Linked DNA regions of Homo sapiens: region 2 is linked to region 1. A link is an interaction called in ENCODE POLR2A ChIA-PET data of the cell type or tissue named here. Cell type or tissue: IMR-90. All regions are shown on one strand. Links, peaks and the distances in the headings refer to the core of each region. The heading gives the core; the rest is flanking DNA.

Evidence for each region. Peaks named below come from ENCODE experiments on the same cell type or tissue, not always from the same donor. Only the 100,000 strongest peaks of a DNase experiment are listed, where the experiment ranks them.
Region 2: POLR2A ChIA-PET joins it to region 1 with 10 read pairs; 1 of 35 experiments calls an interaction of 5 or more read pairs at or near these places.

The regions. Positions count from the first base shown.
Region 1 is chr11:57,304,707-57,312,090 of GRCh38, forward strand. It overlaps TNKS1BP1 (tankyrase 1 binding protein 1), which reads right to left. Exons shown (of 12, transcript NM_033396.3): 6 at 3,689-5,850. Among named protein-coding and RNA genes, the nearest start is that of TNKS1BP1, 17 kb to the right of the region's middle. RefSeq lists a silencer at 6,565-6,774. In IMR-90, for the core only: no CTCF peak of the experiment used is centred there; no DNase peak of the experiment used is centred there; H3K27ac peaks cover 880 bases.
Region 2 is chr11:58,027,040-58,034,423 of GRCh38, forward strand. All of the region lies in intron 1 of OR9Q1 (olfactory receptor family 9 subfamily Q member 1), which reads left to right. OR6Q1 (olfactory receptor family 6 subfamily Q member 1) reads left to right here and starts at 3,914. Exons shown (of 1, transcript NM_001005186.2): 1 at 3,914-4,867. The coding sequence starts at 3,914. The coding sequence ends at 4,867. In IMR-90, for the core only: no CTCF peak of the experiment used is centred there; a DNase peak (open chromatin) is centred at 1,922; H3K27ac peaks cover 1,602 bases.

The DNA of each region.
Region 1 (7,384 bases), core at 1,950-5,949:
TAAAAATACAAAAATTAGCCAGGCATGGTGGCAGGCACCTGTAATCCCAGCTTCTTGGGGGAGACTGAGGCAGGAGAATCGCTTGAACCCGGGTGGTGGAGGTTGCAGTGAGCCAAGACCGCGCCACTGCACTCCAGCCCAGGCAACAAGAGCAAAACTCCGTCTCAAAAAAAAAAAAAAAAAAAAAAATCCACTCCTAAAGCGAGAGGTGGCCCAAGCCACTCAGGCAGAGGTCAGTGAGCTCTGGAGGTGGCCTTGAGGAGCAGAGAGTGGCGAGTGGGGAAAACCCAAGAAAGTGCAGCTACGTCCACCCCGCCGGACTAAACCCCACTCGCCCTTCACCCCATCTTAGAAGCAGCTTTCCTACCCCTAAGCACCCAGATCATGTATAAGCTGAGCCCCTCCCGGCATGGGAGCAGGAAAGAGGGGTAGTTAGGAACACAGGGACTGAGTCCTGCCACTCCAGGACACAGCTAGGCTCTGTCTCCTCCTATGCCTGTGGCTTTGACCACAAGTTATTTGTCCCACTCTGAACCTCAGTTTATCTGTAAAATGGGGATAATAAAAGTACATAAACTGTTCTAGTTTGTTGGCAGAAATATGTGCCTAACACATAGTTAGCACTTGACAAATACAACAAATTATTAGGATAGTCATTATCATCCTCAACACGGGTCCCTGGCCAGAGAGGATGTGCCTCATCTTGTCGCATCTACACCCTTCACCTGGTCTAAACTTTAGAGTACCCTGAGGACCAAGACGGTATCCCACCCCACCCTCCACCACTGCTCCAGAGGCAAACATGGCGCTGGAACTACAAAACGTGAATATCCCAGTGTTCTGAGACCTGAAATGAGGGAGGGGTGAAGCTGGAAAGATGTGTCTAGAGAAATAGCAGCTGACCTTGACCCCAGAGAGACAGGGAGGGTGCCCAGAGAAGACTGCACGGCTTGGGCCCAGGGAGACAAGAAGAACCCACAGCCACCAGCCGTGGGAACCGGTGCAAGTCACACTGCCTCTCTGGGTCTCAGTTTCCCTAGTTTTTGTGAGGAACAATTAACAAAACCCCATGAGTACTGGGAGTAAGTTACTCCCAACTTACAGACGAGGAATCGGAGGCCCGCAGAAGAGAACAAACTTGCCCAAGGTCACAGAGGTGGTGACAGAATCAGAACGCAAGCCTGGCAGATGGACCCAGAGCCAGACCCCTCTGAGCTATTCTCAAGGACTTCTCGTTACAAAGGGAACCTCCAAAATTTTCTTTAAAGAGAAAGTGCCCATAGTGGGCCAGGCATGGTGGCTCATGCCTGTAATCCCAGCACTTTGGGAGGCCGAGGTGGGTGGATCACCTGAGGTCTGTCTGGAGTTCAAGACCAGCCTGGCCAACATGGTGAAACCCCATCTCTGCTAAAAATACAAAAATTAGCCGGGCGTGGTGATGTGCGCCTGTATTCCCAGCTACTCAGGAGGCTGAGGCAGGAGAATCGCTTGAACCCAGAAGGCAGAGGTTGCAGTGAGCCAAGATCGCACCACTGCACTTCAGGCTGGGAGCCTGGGCGATAGACCAAGACTCCGTTTCAAAAAAAAAAAGAGAAAGTGCCCATAGTGTAGAATTTCCCTACATCAGAATTTCCCTGCTCAGAACACTAGGTTCTTGGACATTAGCCAAATTAGCTTGGAAAATACTGCATTACTTGTCTTTAAGGTACTAATATATGCTAATATACAGACTAAGTCTTCTGTACGGCCACAGAGTACCCAGCATTTTCCAAACATATTCACAGACTGGTATTCTTTAGGACACATTTTAGAAAAGGCTGCCCGAAAGCATAAAATTCAAACAAGCCCCTCGAACTCCTCTCTAAAGCAACTGTTTTCGTTCGGCTTTTTGAGGAGCCGTGCTTTCTGTTAGGAGCCACGCTTTCTGTTGCATACAATGAGGCTCACCTGTATGGCATCACGGCTAACCCCTGAACTCGGGTTAAAGTCAACACTGGCCAGATTACGGTAACACAACCACAAAAGCCTGGGTGTTTTAAAGACACAATGATGACACTATCCTCCTCTTCCCCTAACCTAGTCCCATCACAATCCCCGCCCCACCTCCCTCCATCCTAAACTAAGGGAACAAGATGATCACTTTCCACTTCTTAAGAGCCACCCCACACAGAACGGAAAGGCAGAGAGCTGTGGTGGTGGGGGGGGGGGTTGGGTGGGAGGGGGGCAGTGGTCCCACAGTGGCCACACCTGAAAGCAGTTAACATATACAAGTGAGAAAGAGGTACTCCTGACTCTTTGCCCTTAAGGGGTCACACCACCTTTCGACCCTCCAGCGGAGAGGATAAAAATCACTTTCCTGCTTCACAGAGCAGCTGTGAAGATCAATGAGGTAAGACGTGTGGTTAAGCATGGGGTGTGCAAAGTTCTATGAGTCCCAGGAAGAGAAATCAGGAACAACCACGCCAAGCCTGGACTCTCCCCTGCACCAAGAACATTAAAGCTGGAACTCTGCACTTCCTGAGTCAAACCCTGAGAAACTGAGGCTCAGAGCCCAGCAACCTGCCCAGGACCACAAGGGCCTCCCAACTCCTAGTCCTGCGCCCTCCCCTCGTCCCTGCAGTCCTCAATGCAGCCTCAGTGGTTCCCTGTGCTCCGTCACCACCCCGTCAACAGCCTGAGTCGTCAGGAAGCTCCACTTCCTCAAATCCCCCTGGGCATCTCACTGGGCCCATCTTCCTCTCTCCCTTCTCCTCCTCCATCCCAAATGCCTCTCCAGAGTCCCCAAGACCACCATGATATGCTCTAGCCCCTTCCTGCTCCTCTCCTCCCACCACCAACCCCTTCCACTTATAAAAGCCCCTGCCCCACACTTCCCTTGCCTTCCCCACATACCCAGTGAGAAGCTCCCACTGTGGGGCTGGAAAAGGTAACATTTTCTGCTCACTAAAGGGAATAAAAGCGAATCTCAATGGATGGAAATGTTAACAAAACGGATGCAATGCCTTTTTAGCACGTTTCTCAGCTGCAAAACCATCTCAGCTGGTTTTAAAACATCCATGAAACAGACTGTGCTTGCCTTGCAAAGCCTTTGGAAAGTTCTTTCAGCAAATTTGCACAGAGGCCAAGGTCATGGGGCCAGGTCCCCATACCCTTCAGGTTCTTGAACTTGCTATTCCAGGCTTCAAGACAGGACAGGCAAGAAGCACCAAGTACCTAACCTCTTTGAGAACCCGTGGGTTCCACTGTCCACTCCACTCCTGGCTGTGGTGGCCCCAGCCAAGAAGACACGGAATTCTCTGCCCTATACCTATGAAACCACCTGTGGCTTCAGGGCTGAGAGGCCTGGGGAACGGCTACTGTGTACAAGAGTAGAACCCATCAGAAACCATCCAAGCTATGACATGCACCATTTCCCCCGTCACAGTCACAATTCCAAATCACCAAGCTCAAACATGGGTTGCAAAAGTAACACATTAGTCATCCTTCAAAAAAGGAACTCACCTGTATGTGTATCATATTTCAATTATTTTTAAGTAGAACTAAAAATTCTTAGTCCAAAATGTCTCAATTACCCAAACACTAAAAGTCCTCAGGAAAAACTGTTTCTTCCCTCCTCAGAAAGGTTCCGATTTCTTGGACAGCCTTCACATGTTCCCTCCCACACTTGGGATGGGGCTCCGTTCATTACCTTGCTCCGAAGCTGAGGGCTTCTCCTGTCTCCATTCCAGGGTCTGCAGGGTGTGGCTCCAAGGAAGACGAGGAGTAATCTTCACCCTGGGTCTCTGGCCCACTTGTCTCACCAACCCCCAGCTCCCTGGCCTCCAAGGGGTCTCTGGCCTCCAGGCCAGGAGACAAGCTGCCATTGTGCCTCAGGCCGGGCTCTGGGCACTGGCTCACCCCGCCCACCCCATGCTCCCTGGCTTCACTTGGAGCCCCAAAGAGCTCCACATTCTGGGGCGCCAAGTCCTGGGTCCAGTCCATCTGCCCCACTCCACATCCCCGTAGCCCCTGAGAACCTCCAGAGTCTGGGTCACAGGTCACCTCCAAATCCCTCAGGCCCAGATTGTTACCCCAGTCCATCTGGCCCACCCCAAGCTCTTTGGACTCTCCAGGACTGCAGACTGCCCCTGGGGCCATGTTTCTCAGCCCAAGGTCAGGTGTCCAGTCTGCCTGTCCAACTCCACGCTCCCTTGATTTAAGGAACTCTCCGGCCTCCACACCTGACCAGTCAGTCTGCCCCACGCCACTCTCTCTGGCCTGGCTGTGGCCTCCTCCCTCCCCGACCTCAGCCAAATCTTTGCTCTTCACATTAACATCAGAAGTCCAGTCCTTCTCCCCAACTCCGATTCCCCCCGGCTCTTCAGACCCTCCACTTTCCAAACAGCCGGTCAGGTTCATGTCTCTCAAGCTCAGGCCACCTGACCAGCCCATCTGTCCCACGGCACTCTCCCTGGCCTCGCTCGAGCCCCCAGAACCCACACAGCTGGACACTTCCAAGTTCCTGAGACCCAGCTGGTCAGTCCAGTCCACCGAGCCAGCTGTGGTCTTCCCAGGAGGCACAAAGTGACCACCTTCCATCTTGCTAGAAGGGCTAAAGCCAGCACCACTCACTCTGTCGTTGCCAATGATGCCAAACTGATAGCTCCTCTCACTGGCCTCGATGCAGAAGTCCCGGCTCCAGTCCTGCTGCCCTGGGCTAAATGCTGCCTCTCGCTGGGGGCCAACACTGAGGCTAAACTCACCGACCCAGCCTCGCTTTCCCATCTCCCCATCTTCCAGGTCAGCACTGCCAGGGCCCTGAGCCCCTGCCTGCTGTCTCTCCTGATGCCCTCCCACCTCCTGGCTAGCATCACTGTTTTGCCAGCTGCTCTGGTCTCTCTGCCCGAGTGCCCCATCCGGCACGTGGGCAGTGCTAGGACTGAACAAGCCCCCGGATCCTCTCTCTCCTGGCCGGCCAGCATCCCTGCTGCCCTCTCCAAGGCTGTCTTCCACACTTGGAATCTTCTTCTCAAATTCCTCATCCTGTTGCTGGGCTTCCTCGGGGCTGAACCCAGAGCTCAGGGGTCTCGTTCCAAAGCTTCTGTCCTGGGCGTCAAGGGTCCTGGAGCTGCCACCACTGCTGTAGTCCCTTATCCAAGCGCTCTTCCCAAACTCCTGTTCCTGTGGCTCCGCAGCCCGGCTGCCATAGGTGCCGAGTGACACATCTCTCTTCTGAAACTCCCAGTCCTGCTCATCGGCATCCTGGCTGCTGTACCTACCATGGTGGTCCCTCTTCCCCAAATCTTGGCCCTGCTCGTTGGCATCTTGGCTGGCATAAGCACCCAGAGAATCTCTCTTCCCAAATTCCCAGTCCCCAAGGCTTACATCTCGACTACTGTAGGTACCCAGTGAATCTCTCTTTCCGAATTCCTGGTCCTGGAGTTCTGCATCCCGGCTGGAGTAAGTGCCCTGGGAATCCCTCTTTCTGAACTCCCAGTCCTGAACATCTGCCTCCTGGCTCCGCTGAGTGCCAAGCTGGGCTGGCTTTCCAACTACCCGGTCCTGGGCTGTGAGCACCCCTGGGGCAGACACTTTACTCTGGTCTTGGCTGCTGCTGGCCTCCATCTCCTCCTGGCCGATGCCACACCTGCTGGCCCACTCCCTGGTGCTCCCTTCCCCTGCTCCTTGCCCATACTTGCTGGTCCAGTCCCTCTCTCCGAGACCTGGGTCTCCTCTAGGGCTTGCACCCCCAAGGCCATAGTCCTGAGAAGCACCTTGACACCAGCTGGAAGGACTGAAACTGCTGGGCTGTGGGTCTCCTGTGATCCCAAATTCACTCTGCAGATCTTTCTGGGACCAGCCAAGGAGTCCCTGGGAATAAGAAAAAAAAACAGACAAAGAAACAACGATTAGATTCCATCAGGGTGGGAGTCAATCCAGCAGAGTCAGCGCTGCCTAGTGCCTGAAAGCCCCACTTTGGCAACAGAAAGCTGTGTGACCTTGAGCAAATCACTTAACCACTCTGGGTCTCAGCGTCCTCATCCTTAAACGAGGATAATTCCTATTGCATGGGGCTGGTGTGAGAGGATTAAATGAGATCATTTAGACCAAGCACTCAGCATAGTGCTTGGCATGCAGTGGGCACTCAATCGATGGTCCCATGGTCATGTTTACAACTCTTGGGCAATACTTGGCTAACAGCCAGGAGAGGAGTGGTCTTCACACAGGAATGGCAGGCAGTGCACTTTCCTTTTGATTAGGAGAGGTCAAGATTCAAAGCCTCTCTGCGACTTCCCTTGCAAGGCAAGGTTCCAACACCAATGACAGCTTTTCCAGCCCGTCCTCCCCCATGCCCCATCTGACCCCCATCCTCCTATAAGTACCCAGGCCCTTCTTCCCCAGCCAAAGTGCCGTCTGCTCAATCTTCCCCAGGAAGACCTCTCAGCCCTCACCCTGGCCCAGGAAAGACAAGAGGGGCAGCCTCTGGCACAGGGGAAAATCCCAGCCAGGGCTTCTTGCACCCCACCCCCCACCTCACGCTCCCTGACTCACCCTTGTGGGCGGGAGAGCCCTGGGCTCAGGGCTTCGGAGCCGGCCAGCCTCATCCCTCAGCGCAGCGTTGGCCAGCAGCCGCTCCAGGATAGACATGCTGGCCTCCCCATCCCCAGGCTGGGCCATGGCCCCCCGCCCCCAACCCGCCTTGGGGCTGCTGGGTGCGGCCAGCCGGGCGCAGGGATAGAGCTGGGCTGCTACCCGCGCTGGGACCTGTCCGACGGCTCTGGCGCTGGCTCTCCCTCACCCTGGCCCTGCTCCCTCCGGAGCAGCTGCAGCTTGGGCAGCCCCGCCCAGGAGCCAGTTGAGTCACCCACATCCCGGGACAGACACACCTACTACAGGAGTCAGCTTAACCCCTTCCTGCTCCTCCTTCTCCCCGCCCCGCAGCCCCCAGAGGCCCCCTGGCTCCTCCTTTCCTGCAGCCCCGCCCCTTGCAGCCCAGGCCCGGCTTGAGAAATAAATTTCGAAAGCCACCTGGCCCCCGGCCCTTAAATTCAGAGGCAGCCTGGTAGGAGAAAGGGCACTGGGCCGGGAAACGGCGCTGGCCCGGGCCCAGCCACCAACTTGCTGGATAACTGCACAAGGCTAACCTCCTCTGAGGCCCAGCTGCCTGTCTACAAAGCAGGTCTGGAGCTCAATGTTAATAACGTTTGTAAAAGCCAACACTTCTTAAGCACTTAGGATGAGCCAGGCACTATTCTTAGCACTTTAGACATTACAGCTCATTGAACCCTTGCCAACACCCTTGGAGGTAGAACTCATCTTGTTATCCACATTTTACAGATGTGGAAACTGAGGCAGAGGGCAGAAAAGTCACTCTTTTAAGGTCACACCTGGGCAAAGGAAAGCA
Region 2 (7,384 bases), core at 1,673-5,672, 720 kb after region 1:
CATTCAGTTTAGATTTTGGGTTTCTGATTTGGAATTCAAGAAAAGCTTCCCTTGCAGTTTGTTAATTAGCATTAGGGTAGGGGGAGCAGTAAGGACTCACTGGGCTTCTGTGCAGGTGCAATTGCCCACGCATGCCCAACCAAACCCTGGGTATCAGTTGTCCCCCGTCTCCCATTTCTCTGCAGAACAAGAGACAACAGATAATTTGAGGACAGTTTGGCTGCTTGGTGGTGGCAGAGGTGGTATGTGTGTCCATAAAGTAGGGTAACTACTGCTTGACACAGTAAAGTGGTGTTCTTTTTCGCTCATGTAACAGTCCTGTGTGAGTCTAGGGCAGGGATTGGCAAATTACAGCCCATGGTCCAAATCCAGCTTGTAGCCTGTTTGTGTATGGACCATGAGCTAAGAAAGGGTTTTACGTTTTAAAGAGTTGCAAAAACAAACAAAATAAACCCACAGAGAAGAATATGTGGCGGAAACTGCCTGTGGCTCATAAAGCTTAAACTATTTAAATCTGATCCTTTACAGAAAATATTGGGTAATCCCTGCTCCAGGAAGAAGTGAGTCGTTTTCTTCAGGGATCTAGGATCCTGCCAGCTGTTGGCTCTATGATGGGGAAAGAGATAGTGGGGAAACTGCTCCTGCTTCTTAAAAAAATCTCAGCCCACAGGTGAAATGCCTCATTGCCTAGATGCAAGGGGATAAAAAGCCGTCGGCTGTCCCTCTCTCCTTCTCTCTTATATCCTACTTCTTTACCCCTCCTTCAGCTTTTGAGAAACAAGAGCAGATCCTTTCAATGTAGCTAATCTGGGCCTGATACAAAGGCCACAGGTTCTGGCACTCTCTCTCTAAGCCATGGATCAGAGAGCTGAAAGTATTAAAAAATAATACCTGCTCTGTACCAGGCCCCAGGGTGGATGTCGGGGGGGCATCTGTACCAGGCCCCAGGGTGGATGCTGGGGCACCTGCTCTGTACCAGGCCCTGAGATAGATGCTTGTGGCCCTTGCTTTGTACCAGGCCCTGGGGCAGATGGTGGGAGAATCTGCTCTGTGCCAGGCCCCATGGTGATGCTGGAGAAACCTGGTCTGTACCAGGCCCCAGGGTGGATGCTGGGGGCACCTGCTCTGCATCAGGCCTCAGGATGGATGTTGGGGGTACCTGCTTTGTACCAGACCCTGGGGTAGATGCTGGGGGCATCTGTACCCTCCACCGTGGTTCCTAGGTCAGAGCAGGTGCCCTCTGCATTTGTTTGCTTGACCTGCATACAAGTTTGGAGGAATGAGATAAGGAAAAAGCCTTCCTAGTGAAGACAGGACTATCAAACCTGAGTCACAGATGAAAGGACAGGTAAGATTTAGAAAAATAGTAAGAATTTATAGATGACACAAGAGAGCTAGTAAATTGCAGACCCAGGGCTTGATCCCAGAGCTGTTTGACTCTAAATCTCATCCTCTCCATGACTATGAAAAATAATGAATTTTTCAGAGAATTTGACTGTGAAACTGTCTAACACCGTAAGTCAAGTCAAACTTCTAGAGCATCTGTGTGCAGTATCTCCACTGGGAAGGGTGATCATTGTTTGGAGGCTGCTACATTGTAAGTGAGGTTGCAAACGAGATAAATGGGTGGAAATTGCATCCTGAAATTTCCTTGAGCCAACAGAAGCATGAAGTGTCTGGGGCTGCAATGCAATTATGTGAGAGGAAGCCAATGTTTATAGACTTCCCACTGTGGGGATGTTAGGCATGGCGAAGACGCACGCAGAAATCTGAAAACTTTGGACTTGTTTATTTCTGATTTTTTATCTCTACATGCTTTCATTGCCAGGAATTCTGAAGCCAGAAGGAACTTGCTAATTATTTATAGGGGAAAGAGCAAGGGCTTTAGACCTTGGCAAACCTGGATTCAAATTCCAGTTCAGGAATCTGTGACTGTAGCAAAACACTATTTCTTTTTCTCCAAAGGGTCAGAAATAGTGAATAATTTGCCCAAGTTACACAACTAGGGTATAACTGCTTTATTTATGTTACTGCATAACAAAGCAGCCTAAAACTTAGTGGTTTAAACAGCAATCAGTTATTTAGCTCACAGATTTTTAATTTGGGGAGGGCTCAGAAGGGAAGGCTGGTGTCAGCTTGGCCAGCTCAACTGGGGGCTGAATGATCTATTTCTCAGACAGCTTATTCATCCGGCTGGTACGCTGCTGCTGGCTGTCAGTGGAAGCTTGGCCAGGCTGAGGCCTGAGGGACTTAGTTCCTCTCCACCTAGGCCTTTCCACAGGCTGGATAGGCTTCCTCACACTACTGTCACTGGGTTTCAAGAAGCAAGAAGAGGAAACTGGGGTTTCCAAGTCCCGGGCCTGGAACCTGGCACAGCATCACTTCCCCCTTATTCTGTTGTTAAGCAGTCACAGAACCCAGATTCAATGGGAATAGCCATAGACCTCACTTTTGGATGGGAAGAGTGTTCAAGAATTTGGGGCTGTATTTTAAAACTGGCACAAAAATGGAGATATTATATTTTCTCATTTAATTCTAAAATGAGATAGGAAGTAATCTCTTTGGAACTCTTGTATTATCTGTTTTTTAAAAAATGGGATTATTTAGTGATTCACTCATGGTCACATATTTCAAGTTGATATTGGAGCTTAAATTCAAACCCAGTGTGGATTCAAACCCAATTATGTTGATTCTATCTCTTAATAGTCATATTCAGTCTCCTACTGGCATTTCTGCAGTTAAAGTCACCATCACTCCATGCTATACTTGCAACAACCTCCTAACCCAGCCTTCCTGCCTCCTCCTTTTTTTTTTTTTTTTGACATTAAGTCTTGCTCTGTTGCCCAGGCTAGAGTGCAGTGGCATAATCTCAGCTCACTGCAACCTCTGCCTCCTGGATTCAAGTGATTCTCCTGCCTCAGCCTCTTGAGTAGCTGGGATTACAGGTGCCCACCACCACGCTGGGCTAACTTTTGTACTTTTAATAGAGACAGGGTTTCACAATGTTGGCCAGGCTGATCTTGAACACCCAACCTCAGGTGAGCTGCCTGCCTTAGACTCCCAAAGTGCTGGGATTACACATATGAGCCACCGGGCCCGGCCTCTGGCTCTTATCTTGTTCCCCTCCAAACCTGCCCCTTCTAAGGGGTAAAAAGAATAGCATTGCTTCTCTGCTTATAATTCTTAAAGTCTCCCTGTGACCTTTAGACTGAAGCTCAGCTTTTTCCTTTCCCTTAATTTGGTTGCTAGCCCTTCATGGTGTCCCAGCCTACTCCTCAGGCTCAGAAACAGTCATTTTCTCTCTGTATCTTATTCCAGGAGATGTCAACATGTAGATTTCCCCCTTGACATTTATTGACTCAAACATGATGCTAAGTGCTTTACAGGAATTATCTAACTTACATTTTCACAACAAATCTGTTAGGTTCTCTTTTATTTGAATCTAGGTATGCTTGCTTGGGAAATCAAGCTCTTGAACTCCATGGTAAACTGTCTCTACTTGAAGTTTCCCCAATGCACAATCTCCTCTCTGATGTCTGGAATTTTATACTTGTGATGTCTTCTCTCTATCTCTACCTTTTGTCTCACTAACTTATACTTCCTTTTCAGGTTCAGCTATAGACAGTCTTCCCTCCAGGAAGATTTCTCAAGACTGGTTGAGCTTCCCTGATATTTCTGCTCATAGTATCCTGCCTTATTCTTAGCCAGTGCATTTCATTTTGTACTAATATTATTTGTTTTCTCATGTCCCTCATGAACTGTGAATTCTTTGAGGGTAAGAACAGTGTGTTGACATCATGTTTCTCTTCTGAAGTGAAAGGCATTTTAGTACAACATCCTCCAACCTCACAGGTTCTCTTTGAGCTCTCATTGTCTATGAGGCTATGAGTTTGCTGAGCTCTCACTGCCACATATGCAACCATATACCAAAAACTGGACCCAGGTAACTGAATTTGTCATGATGGGCTTTGCTGGCATCCATGAAGCACACCTCCTCTTCTTCATACTCTTCCTCACCATGTACCTGTTCACCTTGGTGGAGAATTTGGCCATCATTTTAGTGGTGGGTTTGGACCACCGACTACGGAGACCCATGTATTTCTTCCTGACACACTTGTCCTGCCTTGAAATCTGGTACACTTCTGTTACAGTGCCCAAGATGCTGGCTGGTTTTATTGGGGTGGATGGTGGCAAGAATATCTCTTATGCTGATTGCCTATCCCAGCTCTTCATCTTCACCTTTCTTGGGGCAACTGAGTGTTTCCTACTGGCTGCCATGGCCTATGATCGTTATGTGGCCATTTGTATGCCTCTCCACTATGGGGCTTTTGTGTCCTGGGGCACCTGCATCCGTCTGGCAGCTGCCTGTTGGCTGGTAGGTTTCCTCACACCCATCTTGCCAATCTACCTCTTGTCTCAGCTAACATTTTATGGCCCAAATGTCATTGACCATTTCTCCTGTGATGCCTCACCCTTGCTAGCCTTGTCGTGCTCAGATGTCACTTGGAAGGAGACTGTGGATTTCCTGGTGTCTCTGGCTGTGCTACTGGCCTCCTCTATGGTCATTGCTGTGTCCTATGGCAACATCGTCTGGACACTGCTGCACATCCGCTCAGCTGCTGAGCGCTGGAAGGCCTTCTCTACCTGTGCAGCTCACCTGACTGTGGTGAGCCTCTTCTATGGCACTCTTTTCTTTATGTATGTCCAGACCAAGGTGACCTCCTCCATCAACTTCAACAAGGTGGTATCTGTCTTCTACTCTGTTGTCACGCCCATGCTCAATCCTCTCATCTACAGTCTTAGGAACAAGGAAGTGAAGGGAGCTCTGGGTCGAGTCTTTTCTCTCAACTTTTGGAAGGGACAGTGAGGAGGCAGGTGGGAACCCAGTTTCCTTGCCTTGGATATTTAAAAACAGGTTAGTCAATAACATTTAAGCTGAGACCAAATCAAGAATGCAGTTCCATTTATAACAGCCACAAAAAATACAATACCTAGGAATACAACTAACCAAGGAAGTGAAAGATATTTATAAGGGGAACCACAAAACACTGCTAAAAGAAATCAGAGATGACACAAACAAATGAAAAAACATCCCATGCTCACAGATTGGAAGAATCAATATCATTAAAATGGTCACACTGCCCAAAGCAATCCGCAGATTCAATGCTATTCCTATCAAACTATCAATGTCATTTTTCACAGAATTAGAAAAAACAATTCTAAAATTCATATGAAAGCAAAAAAGGAGCCCAAATTGCCAAAGCAATCCTAAGCAAAAAAAACCAAAAAAATAAATCTGGAGGCATTATATTATCTGACTTAAAACTATACTATAAGGCTACAGTAACCAAAACAGCATGGTGCTAGTACAGAAACAGACACATAGACCAATGGGACAGAATAGAAAACCCAGAAATAAAACTGTACATTGCTACCAACTGATCTTTGAAAAAGCTGACAAAAATAAGCAATGGAGAAAAGATTCCCTACTCAATAAATGGTGCTGGGAAAACTGGCTAGCCATATGCAGAAGACTGAAACTGAACCTCTACTTATCACCATATTCAAAAATTAAGATGGATTAAAGACTTAAATATAAGACCTCAAACTATAAAAAAATCCTGGAAGAAGACCTAGGAAATACCCTTCTGGACATTGGTCTTGGGAAAGAATTTATTACTAAGTTCTCAAAAGCAATTGCAATGAAAACAAAAATTAACAAGTGGGACTTAATTAAATAGCTTCTGCACAGTAAAATAAACTGTTGACATGACAAACAGGTAAACTACCAAATAAAAGAAAATATTCGCAAACTATGCATCTGACAAAGGTTTAATATCCAGAATCTATAAGGGACTTAAATCAACAAGAAAAAAACAATTAATCCCATTAAAAAGTGGGTAGAGGACATGAACAGACACTTATCAAAAGAAGATATCCAAGTTGTAAACAACCATATGAAAAAATTCTCATCATCACTAACCATCAGAGAAGTGCAAATGAAAACATAATGAGATATCATCTCATGCCAGTTAGAATGGCTATTATCAAAGAGTCAAAAAATAACAGATGTTGGAGAGGTTGCAGAGAAAAGGGAATGCTTATGCACTGTTGGTGAGAGTGCAAATTAGTTCAGCCACATGGAAAGCAGTTTGAAGATTTCTCAAAGAATGAAAAATAGAACTGCTATTCAAGCCAGCAATCCCATTACTAGGTATATACTCAAAGTAAAATAATCGTTCTATCAAAATGACACATGCACTTGTATGTTCATCATGACACTATTTGCAATAACAAAGAGATGGAATCAGTCTAGGTGTCTATCAATGGTAGATTGGATAAAGAAAATGCAATACATATACACCATGGAATACTATGCAGACATGAAAAAGAATGAAATTGTATTATATGCAGCAACATGGATGTAGTGGGAGGCCATTATCCTAAGCAAATTAATGCAGAAACTGAAAATCAAATATTTTGTTTTCTCACTTGTAAGTAGGAGCTAAATCTTGGGTACACATGAACATAAAGATGGGAATAAGAGATACTGGGGACCTCAAAAGGAGGGAGAGAGGGGAGGGGGCAATGGCTGAAAAACTGCCTGTTGGGTACTATGTTCCCATCTAGGTGACAGAATGAATAGAGTCCAAACCTTACCATCCCACAATATATCCTTGTGACAAATCTGCACATGTACCCCCTGAATCTAAAATAAAAATGGAAATTAAAAAAATAAAAGGACAGTGGTGAGGACTATGGAAGGGAGCTATGGTCTGAATAGTCAGGAGTTATGGACTATATATTAGATAAAGTAAAATGCTAAGTCTCTATAACAAGAGAGACTTAACTATAGTGTAGCTTAAAGAATGAAGGAGATTTTCTTTTTCTGGCAAGAGTCCACAGTGAGTGTTCCAGCCTGGTGGTGGCTCTGTTCAACTTTAAGGATGCAAGTTTATTCTATCTTGCAGGATCAACATCCCCTAGGATGTTGGCTAAGAAAGTTCTGCTGGCCAAATCCAGCTCAGCACTTGCTTTTTTTTTTTTTTTTTTTTTTTTTTAGACAGAGTCTTGCTCTGTCGGCCAGGCTAGAGGGAGTGCGGTGGCGTGATCTCGGCTCACTGCAAGCTCCGCCTCCCAGGTTCATGCCATTCTCCTGCTTCAGTCTCCCGAGTAGCTAGGACTACAGGGGCCCGCCACCATGCCTGGCTAATTTTTTTTATATTTTTAGTAGAAATGAGGCTTCACCGTATTAGCCAGGATGGTCTCGATCTTCTGACCTCGTGATCTGCCCACCTCGGCCTCCCAAAGTGCTGGGATTACAGGCTTGAGCCACTGCACCCGGCCAGCACTTGCTTTTTTAATTGCCTGTGAACTAATAATG